2 separate regions of the Homo sapiens genome follow, and region 2 is linked to region 1. The links are chromatin loops, found by intact Hi-C in ENCODE. Cell type or tissue: ascending aorta. All regions are shown on one strand. Each heading gives the region's core, and the rest is flanking DNA. Links, peaks and the distances in the headings are about the cores only. Region 1 holds the start of CSRP2 (cysteine and glycine rich protein 2). Region 2 has its middle 62 kb from the start of OSBPL8.

Region 1 (5,380 bases), core at 90-5,089:
GGGTTCATTTGATTCACCTCACTTTTGACAAAGAAGAAAACCTAGAGACCCAGATCACTATAGCAATTTAGTGTCAGAGTTGCCTCTGGACTCAGGCTTCTAAAACTCCTCATTTATTGCTGTCCTCTACTCTACACCAACATTCTTGCTGTTTTAGGATAAAATTCAATCTCCCCCAAATCCAAGTGATTTTGCAATTTCATCAGGACAGGCCTCCAGCAAGTACTGCTTTCAGCACAGTACTTAGCCTATACCAGTATCAATCAATATTTGTTAAATACATTCGGAGAAATGCATTAAAAATTTATGATACGAACTTTAGATCAAATCTGCAAACAAATACCTATTGTGTGAGTCAAATTATATTTTTGTTCCCTATAATCACAACCTTATTCGCTCCTTCTTTCAGTCAATTGTCCAAGGTACCCAAGCAAGCACTGTGAGTTTCAAAGACTCATGTGATGCAGGTCTGGTCTCAAAGGTAACACAGAACCAAAAGAGCAAAGAAAACTACAATGCAGAGGAGAAAGGACCCAGAGAAATACTGACAAAGTATCAGTGACAATGGACGAGAGCGATGACCCCAGGAGTACTGGGGGAGACCACTTAGTACTTCACAACATTCTTTGTAGCTTGGCATGCAGTTCTGAAACTATGTTAGATTCTCCCTTTCAAAATCTATCACCCAATTCTTTCTTGAAAAACGTGAGTCAAAGTACAGCCAACTTTGTGGCTGTCCTATTTGAATTCTTGGCATTTTATGAGGAGAGTTTTAAAACAGGTTAATTGGAAAAGTCAAGAACTAAATACGACGATTTTCGCTGCCCGGGTTAAAAAATTACTAACTGCCCCCGCCCCACCCCCCCACCCCCCAAAAAAAATTCTGTACCGAAAAGCATTTATAAAGGGAAAATGTGCTTGGTTTGCAGACTGCAAATAAAACAGGTTAAACATTTTGGGTAGCCATTTAAGTAAAAATCGTTTAACAAATGTCCTGGCTTAGAAGGGGGAAAGGGATCCGCCGGTTTAGAAAGCCCGCCCCCGCCCCCAGGGGGTGCCTACGTGGAGCTCCTGAATCTGGCTCTGGAGAACCCAGAATGTGATTCGCAGGACCTGTCGCATAATTTCACAACCAAGCATTCTTGCATTCTTCTTTGTACCTGAATCGTAGAAAGTTCTGGAAAAAGCTAGGAGTAAGTGATTGACATTCCCTGCTGTTCCTTCAACATAGAGGGGTTCGGTGCTGGGTGGGCAGACACCACCAAACAATGGGGATGCCAGGAGCCCGGTACGGCGGCAGGAGCAGTACCCTGGGCTCGGGGGGATGTAGAAGCCCCATTCCACCCCTAGGGGACAGAACCCAGTAAGGTCGCCCTCGGTGCTCACCACACTCCGGGCAGAGGGGGCCCTGAGACTCCGACCCCCACCCCAGAGAGAGCCTGCCGCTGGACGAGGGGACCGACGGCTGCTAAGAGGCGGATTAGCAGAAACGCGAAACTCACAACCCGCCTCTCTCCCAGAGAAACCAGTATGGAGAAATTAAAGGTCATATAAGATTATTTACCTGCCCCGCGGGCCTGGGATCCCAGGGCATGGCCTGGACGGCCTCGGGGACAAGGGCAGGTGTGTTTGGGGGATAAGAGAGAGAAAATCTGGGGCGCAGGGATGAGAAGGCTGGCAGGGGCACAAATGCGGACCGGGATGGGGATGTCGGAGGAGACCGGGGCGCGCCGGCCGGGCGACAGCACGACCCCGGGAGGCGGTGGAAACCCCCTGCAACTCCCGCCCCGGGGTTGGCGGCGCCGCGGAACCGCCCCACCGCCCCTACTCACTTGAGTCGGAGGCGGGAGCACGTACCGCAGGCGGAGCTAGCGAGGCTGGGCTGGAGGGAGGGTCCAGGGAGTCCGAGATCCCAGGCGAAGCGCGCGCCGGTGCCTTTTAAAGAGCGCTCGGTGGGCGCGGCCTGTGTCCGCCCCGCCCTCCTCCCAGCCCCGCCCGCCGGATTCCCGGAGCCGCTTGCCGGGCTGGGGCGTGTAGCGGGCGGGCTGCCCTCTGCCCGCTCCGGGCTAGCCACCAGGAGACAAAAGGCAGGAGGCCCGCCTCTTCCTGCAGCTTCCCGCCCGCCCGGCATCTTCCCACGTCCCGGGACCGCTCCCTCCCAAAGGGACCCGGCAGTTCCAAAAGCCACTGGGACTTGGAGAGGGACTTCCTTCCCCTCCAGGGAGGCCCGGCGGCGGGACGGTCCCGCTGGAAAGTGGCCCCCGCCGCCCTGCGTCGGACCTGTCCACCGCGAGCGCCGATCCCCCTCTTCGCGGAGACAGTCATGGGCCGGGAGGCTCCAGCAGTAGAAAGTCAGCCAAACGGGGCTTTCCGCCACCTCCCCCTTGCCTTGTCCTTGTCAGTAAACTCAACGTGATTAACTTCCCTAGTTAACGCATATTCTCTCGTCCGATTTCCAGCTTCTGGGAATCCACAACTTCTTATTCTTAAAGAGCAAAATTCATCTAGACTAAATAAATGACGTTACGAAAACGCCCCATTCCCAAAGTGTTTCGCTCTTCCCCTCCACCAGGGCACAGCACGCGATGCTGAGGGGGAAGAAACCTAAACCCAGGCAGAAACCCCGGGCGCCACAGGCCCTGTATTTATATGTGTTGATGTCAGAAAAGCACAAGGATACCGTGACATCCGAAGGGACCTAATGCCTAAGCTACAGGATGATTTATTGTTTTAGATGAAAAGGAAAATAAACAATGCAATCTCTATCTGGTTCATATTCTAGGCCTCCTCATGACCTCTCCTGCCAGAAGCAATGATCCCGGAGAACTGATACTTGCGGAGTGGGGAGTTCAAAAAAGTCAGTGACCAAAACCCCCTCATGCCATAAATGCTATTGCCTCCTCTGGTCCAGAGTTTCTCATCCTCCACACCATTGACATCTTGGGCTGGATAATTCTTTATTGTAGGGGGCTGTCCTGTGCATTGTAGGAGGCCTCCACCCACTAGATGCCAGTTGCAACCTGCCCCCGACGTTGTGACAATCAAAAAGTCTCTGGACATTGCCAAATGCCCTCTTGGGGAGAGGGCAGGGAGCACATATCCGCATGACAACGTACAGAACCGACTTATAATATTATTATTGTTTTATTTTATATGCTGGGGCCAATCCAGGATAAACTCATTATAGCTGCCTTGTTCTCTGTCCACCAAGTACTGTCCAAAAACACATAGTGGTGATTGACATCTCCTGATACTGTGGCAGGAGTCTGGAAAGCATTCTTGCCTGCTGTGAGCTTTTCTAAATATGGGCAATCCTTATTTCAGTGATATCAGCTAGTGTAAGTGACTTGACTCACGGGCCAACAGGAAAATTCAGTCCCTCAGATTCTACATTCGCTTTAGCTCAGCTGCTTACAATGTTTATTTTTTCTTGTATAAGTTTGCCTAGTGCTTCTACTGAATGAAACTGTATCAGTGAGTCTCACTGCAGCAAACCACTGCCCTTTCTCTCCTACCCTGAGTTCTTCTCAATGCCTCTTTGTGGAAGGGGCCTCCCAAACCTGAGCTGTTTGCTTTCCGTCAAGCTCATGTTGTCCCTAAATTCCATAGCCATGTCTTATCATTTGAAATTGGGCTTGTTGGCCGGGCGTGGTGGCACATGTCTGTAATCCCAGCTACTTGGAGGCTGAGGCAGGAGAATCACTTGAACCTGAGAGGTGGAGGTTGCAGTGAGTGGAGATCACGTCAATGCACTCCAGCCTGAGTGACAGAGGGAGACTCCGTCTCAAAAAAACAAAACAAAACAAAAAAGAAATTGGGCTTGTTTCTGACCTAAAAGTGTTTCTGCTGTCTGTCCCTGTATGTGTTTGTCTCCGTGTACTTCACACTGAGTCTGCAGATGATATACAACGTGTGATTTTGAACAAATCTGTATTTGTATTTATCAACATTTAAAAAATATTTATTTTCTTTAAACATCTATTTAAACTGTTGACTCTTTTAGTTATGAACATGAAGAAATTATTTAAGAGTTTTTAGACAGAGTGGTGCAAAAGAAAGAGTATGGGCTTTGGAATCAAACACACATGATTTCAACATACAGCTCTGCCACCTATCAGTTTTGTAAGCTTGGGCTAAGTACTTGACCTCTATGCATCTGTTTCTTTATCTGTAAAAAGATAATTCTACACATCTTGTAGTGTTGTTATGAGGATTAAATTGGGTGATGTATGTAAAATGCCAAACATAGCACCTGGCACATGGTAAATACTGAATAATTGATGGTTGTTATGTTAAGCAAAGATATCTTGATGTCCTTTTTGCCTCTCAAGAAAGAAATAAAATTGTGCTTTGCTAAGTACTCATGTTGCCTTCTTGAGGGCTTGCTATTAAGAAGGTATGGAGTGTTTTCCAAAACAATTAAGAGTCTTCAGTAGGAAGCATCTGCGCGCCTGCAGAAGGATAGTGGGAAAAATGTGTCCTCAAGGAGAAGGATAAACCCTTAAGTCCACATGGTCCTAGTCTGTTTGACCCCTTCAACCTTGTAATAGGCAGAATCAAAGGTTAAATGTGTCCAGCAGGCTATTTCTTTTTCCCACTCAAAATGTGTATTATACTTGTAACAACTCTATTCTCTGGAATTCATCAACCAATTTCAAATCAAAGCCCTCTCTCAAGGTCACTGTCCTAAGGCAAGTTGAACCAAGGTTGTTGCCTTTTGTCATGACCTTGTGCTTCAAACGTAGATTTTAAAAATATTTTTATTATTTTTATTTCATGCCCCTTTTTCTTAACAAAACTCTGAATCAGATGAATGTGAATTTAAACACAAAGCCTCTTTATTTTAGGGCAAGGCTTTCTTCCCAGAAGGCAAGAAAGCTATAGTGAAGAGGAATGTCTTATTATAATGATTTTAGTATGAAAAAAAGGGAAACAATTTGCACTTTGCTAACCTACACATTTAATAACACAAAAAGAAGCAGTTTTTCTACCTTATTTCTTAGCTAAGATTTAGCAGCAGTTGTGGGAATTAAAAATTACTCATACTTAACCCTAATACTCTGTGATTTATTATCTGACAGAGAAAAGAATAATGTAAGTGATATATGCTTAAATGTTGGAAGGTAGATTAGAGTATCTTATTCTTGATATTTGTCATAGTTGCTTTTTTTAACCTGCTATAAACTCCTACTTTCTTATACTTGCTTCATTTCCTAACTCTCTTTCTCCAGTAGGCATTATTTTCATTCAGTGCTATTATCTTCTATTATGATGTTATTTATTTCTTCTTTTCAACCAGAGCTTTCTATCTTTTTGAGCTCTGCTTCTGCTTTCATATTATAGCAGAGTTTTTCTAGTTCTACTAGTAAGAAAGACACCA
Region 2 (5,380 bases), core at 157-5,156, 260 kb before region 1:
AGTGGGGAGGAGTGAGACCTACCAGAGGGAATAGAAATGTGTCATGCCCAATTATTGAGGGAGCCCACATCGGCTACAAACACAGGCCTTTCTTTATAATAAGAGCAGGGGAAAATTCCCAGTAGACTGGAGAAAAATGAAGAATCAGGAAAGAGGTCAAGCCAGGTGATCAGCAAATGGCTTCCTGTGAAATAGATTTGGGGCATCAAACAGCAGAGAACTGTAAACAAAATGTTGAACTTGAACTCTAAATGATCTCTAAATCTCATTCCAACTCTAATATCTCGAGGATCGGTGCAAAAGAAATCTTTATCACAAATCTTGATACTTATAGAAACACAGATTTAAGTGGAAAAGAATGAAGGTGGTAAGTGAGGACTTCATGGTGATTCTGAGGGGGGCTTTGAGTACTTGCAAACACTTTGGATTCAAGGGTTTTGCTATCATTGATTTTACCTGCATTGTGAAGGCTCTCCTAGCAGGTTGCAGAGCTGTCCAAAGAGGAGCACAACTCACTCTCTGTGGCCTACAAAAACATTGTTGAAGGCTACAGGTCCACCTGGAGGGTCTCTTGAGCATTGAGCAGAAAAACCAACACCTCTGACAAGAAGTTGCAGCTGATCAAGAACTATTGGGAGTGAGCTTCACATCACTGAGAAAAAACAAAAAACAAACCAAAAAACAACAGAAAACTATCAGGAGAAAGTCAAGTCTGAACTGAGATCCGTATGCATTACTGTCCTGCAATTTTTGGATAACTATTTACTATCCAATGCAACTAATCTAGCGAGTACGATCTTTTATCAAAAATAAAGGGAGATTACTTCCAGTACCTTTGTTGCACGTGGTGATGGTTGAAACAAATGATAGATAATTCCCAAAGAGCTTCCTAAGAGGCATTTGATATAGTAAAGAGATGTAATCCATATACATGTCTTAACATTTCTGTACTTTACTATGAGATCCTTAATAACCCAGAGCTTGCCTGCGAACTGACTAAAACCACTTTTGATAGGCCATAGAAGAACTTGATACACTGAGTGAAGATTCAAAGACAGCACCCTTATCATGCAGTTGCTTATAGAGACAACCTAACATTATGGCCATTAGACAGTGCAAGAGAAAAATGTGATGTGGCAGCCAAGAGACAGAAAAGTAAATGCATACAAGGCGTAATCTTTCTTCCCTTCAAGAAACTTTTGTACACATCTCCATTGCCTTTTCCACTTGGATTTCCTGTAGCAAAGAAACCCATTCATGATGGCCGGGCGCGGTGGCTCATGCCTATAATCCCAGCACTTTGGGAGGCTGAGGCAGGCCGATTACGAGGTCAGGAGTTTGAGACCAGCCTGGCCAACATGGTGAAACCCCGTCTCTTCTAAAACTACAAAAATTAGCTGGGTGCGGTGGCAGGCACCTGTAATCCCAGCTGCTCGGTAGGCTGAGGCAGGAGAATCGCTTGAACCCAGGCAGCAGAGGTTACAGTGAGCTGAGATAGCGCCACTGCACTCCAGCCTGGGCGACAGAGTGAGACTCCATCTCAAAAAAAAAAAAAAAGAAATTCATTCATGCGTATGGGATCAACCCATTTACAGTCTTTTCACAATGCAGCTTTGGGAAAACTCCATTTCTTTCGTTTGTCCTGGCCCTCCTGGTGTACAGTTACTGCTATAGAAAAGTATTACTGGCTTCATTTCATATAAAATATTAGTAACTTCCACTTATATAGTGGACTAAAAATGTACTTGATATTTAAGTAATCTGAACTAATGCTGCAAGCAATTATGTTTTGTACCACCCTAAAGATCTGAAAATACAGTTAATTACAATTCGAGAGTATTCCCTATGTAACTTCTTGATTTCTTTATTCCCTCCCTTACTCTTCTTCAAGGGTTTCCTTTCGGTATGGAACTTTTCTGGCCTGGGGGGGAAATTGAAATGTCTCCTATATAATAGTTTATGGAGGTCACGTATATCCATAACAACAAGGTTTTCATTTGCTACTGTTTAAGTTGACAACTTCCCTTCCCAATAAAAATTCATGTACACCTCTTGTCTTTTACTTCCAGTATTCACCTTAACTGTTTAATAGAAGTATCATGTTGCTGCGAAGATACATGCATTGCTTTAGGTAAATTAAAGTGCATATCATTACTTAATACCCTAGAAAGCAGAAATACATTACACAAGTCCAATTCTAAAACTTTAGTACTTTTCTATGCAGATTTGTGCACATGTGAGAGGGTATCCGTTTCATTTAGTGACTGCTACTCAGAGTTGGACCAGCGTTTTTTGTTGCTAATGCACTGTGGTCCCAAAAAAGCCTTGCAAAAATGTTGTGCCCTGTGTAATAGCAGAGAAGCATAAAATAAACTTATACTTTATAAGCCGTTTACTATTGCTTTGTAACAATTGCCTACTCATATTTTAAGGAATAGGTGAGTTCACTACTTTCTGAAGTTTATCATAGTTCCCTTGTATCTTATGCAAAGTGTAGTAATGATACCCATAGTTCTGCATTGTGATACCCTTTTCTAGAGAAACCCAGAGATGTAAAAAATTGTACTACATTTCTCAGAGTGTTTTAACATAGATCAGCATCACAGGCTATCTATTCTTCAGATATAAATTATACATGTTAAGTGTTATATGGTATAAAGTGGACATTTTAAAGCTAGAAATAAAATGGAGTGTATGACAGAATCCTACTCGAAGAAATGATTATAGGGAAGGTACTAGGTCAGACAGTTCCCCATTCTGGTCAGCAGGTGGCACTAGAGTAGCTTGGATGCCAAATGGAACAAAGGGTAAAAATAGATCTGGATCAAAACAAACTTTGGGTGAAAGTGCAGGAGAGGCAGGTGACTGGTTGTTTACATTTCAATATGTCTTATCTCTCTTTCTAAATTGTTCATTGTTTGAAGTGAGGCACACTTCTAGGTACAACTAAAAGTTGTACTGAACCTTTCTGTGCCTTGGACTCTTACCTGAAAATGGATACAATAATAATGCCTACCTCATAGCATTATTGTGAGAACAATGAATTAATGCATGTCAGTGCAACAGTGCAGATTGCAGAGTAAGTGTTCAATAAATGTCAATTATTATGACTCTGCATAATGACCATGAGGCACACATAGTAGAAATTCAAAAGATATTAGTGGACGCGGAATTGCATGGGATGCTCATAAGCCTGATGTTTATAACTCAGAGACCACCTAGTATTAAAATATCTGTAAGACAGATTGGTATGGGAATAATTGGGAATAATTACTTACATTGATAATGTGACTGTTTTAAATGTAACCTCAAGAGTTCACTGAAATGCTATCTTTCTGAGTATCATTTAGTTCACTGAGTCTTTTCAGAGATGTATTGTGAGGGAAATCTAAAACAGTAATAAATATTGCAAAGCTAGGCAAACCTATTCTGGTGTGTTCCTTCAGCAAGAAGTGTCAGTCTCAAACGTGTTCAGCTCAGCCCAGACACAGGAAACAAAGAAAGACCTTCCGCTTTATGAATTCAGTTCCATCATTACCTAGAAAGCCACTCAAGATATACAAAATGTTTGAAGAAAGAGGCTCGTACTGGTCATGCTGTTCTAAGTTTAATATTCAGTGGACCGGGGGGAACTCTCGAGTACTTGCTCAGCCATCAAGCTGCACTTTCCCTTCCAAACTTCTGACTCTGCAAGTTCAGATCTTAGAGTAGGGCTTCTATCCAGCTTCCAGGTTTTCATGCCACTTTTTCCTGAGAGTATAGCTCTGCACTCACCCCCAGATAGGCCCTTGACAGCCTGCCTATCCATTTCTCACCCTCTTATCCTGTTACCTGAACTATGCTACTGTCCGCCATATACTGAATGAGATCCTGCTTCAAACCCCATGGATCCTTCTGGAAAGATTATTACTGCTTCTCTGACTATAAGTACTACTGCTACAGCTTAGATTCACCTGGTATTCCCCATGCCACTTTATTTATTTTTTTATTTATTTTCATTTTTTTTTTTGAGACAGGGTCTTGCTCTGTTGCCTAGGCTGGAGGCCAGTGGCATGATCATAGCTCACTGTAACTTTTGATTCCTGGGCTCAAGCAGTCCTCCCACCTCAGCCTCCCAAGTAGCTAGGACTACAGGCAGGCACCACCATGTCTGGCTAATTTTTAATCTTTTTGTAGAAATGGGGTCTTGCTATGTTGTCCAGGCTGTCTCAAACTCTTAGCCTCAAGTGATTATCCTGCCTCAGCCTCCCAAAGTGCTGGAATTAAAGATGTGAGCCACCCTGTACACCCAGCCTCCACTCCACTTTAGACCCTCCTGTTGGGACCACTGACCATCCCTAGCAGAGGCAGGCCCAGTTGCTGTCTTTTATAATCCTTCCCTTCCCTTGCCTGTGCCCATACTTACCTTCCTTTTTTTTTGTTTTTGTTTTTGTTTTTGTTTTTGTTTGTTTCCCTACTGGCTCAGAAAACCTCATTCATAGCTGATAGGAAGGTAAGATTGGAAGGGAATAAGAAAAAGGCAAATATTACAAGGATGAGGAGTGATAAGAATACTTTGAGCTCCAGAGATGTAAATACTGTGCATAGGAAATAGAAAATAAACAAAATGATTCTGAAATTTTCACATAAGGGAGGAAATATAATTTCATATACAGGCAATATGAAAATAAAGTTGGATTTAACTCTGACTCCTGCCTCTTCCACCTACAGGTGATATGACCTTGTGCAAGGTTAAGCCCTCTGAGTGTATTTCCTCACTTATACATGAGGTTATAAAATGGTTCATTTTGCAGGGTTACTGTGAAGACTAAATACGATGACACATATGAAAATGCTCCATTTATGCCTGGCAACTGTTCTGCCCGTGTCTTAGGTTAGAGGTTGAAAGGTGAAACTATTGGCTGAATTTGGTTCAAAGATATGTTTTATTTTGCCTTGAGTTAGGGTCCCCAAGACCAGCCCCAAGTTTGATGATTCACTAGGAGGACTTATAGGACTCACATATAGTAATACTCATGATTATGATTGGCAAAAGGATACAAAGCAAAATCAGCAAGGAAAAAGGCACATGGGTCAAAATCCAGGATATACCAGCCACAGACTTTCAAGGGTCATCTCCCATGGAGTTCACACAGGATGTGCTCAATTGCCCCAGTAATGAGTTGTGATAAAACATGTGAAATGATGCCAACCAGGAAATTCATTACAGACTCAGAGCTCAGGGATTTTATTGGGGCCTAGTCATATAGGCAGCCTCTGCTAGGCACATACTCAAATTTCAGAGTCCTAGAAGGAAAGCCAGTAGTCAGCATAAACATGTTGTCTACACAAAAAGTTTAGGCACAGCGAGTCACTCTTACCAGTTCTGGGAATGGTGGGA

Evidence for each region. A loop is a pair of places that touch in the nucleus more often than their neighbours do. Peaks named below come from ENCODE experiments on the same cell type or tissue, not always from the same donor. Only the 100,000 strongest peaks of a DNase experiment are listed, where the experiment ranks them.
Region 2: a loop joins it to region 1, with 17 times the contacts of the local background. A loop is called at or near these places in 4 of 110 quality-filtered maps.

The regions. Positions count from the first base shown.
Region 1 is chr12:76,877,106-76,882,485 of GRCh38, forward strand. CSRP2 (cysteine and glycine rich protein 2) reads right to left here and starts at 1,914. Exons shown (of 6, transcript NM_001321.3): 1 at 1,833-1,914. LOC124902971 (a long non-coding RNA gene) reads left to right here and starts at 1,254. Exons shown (of 2, transcript XR_007063380.1): 1 at 1,254-1,545; 2 at 2,783-4,360. RefSeq lists silencers at 1,674-2,103, 2,134-2,183. In ascending aorta, for the core only: CTCF peaks have their summits at 1,339 and 2,563; DNase peaks (open chromatin) are centred at 1,053, 1,986 and 2,606; H3K4me3 peaks cover 3,297 bases; H3K27ac peaks cover 3,822 bases.
Region 2 is chr12:76,618,907-76,624,286 of GRCh38, forward strand. It overlaps the pseudogene YWHAQP7. Among named protein-coding and RNA genes, the nearest start is that of OSBPL8, 62 kb to the left of the region's middle. RefSeq lists a silencer at 5,083-5,377. In ascending aorta, for the core only: a CTCF peak has its summit at 2,768 (motif pointing right); DNase peaks (open chromatin) are centred at 1,278 and 2,795.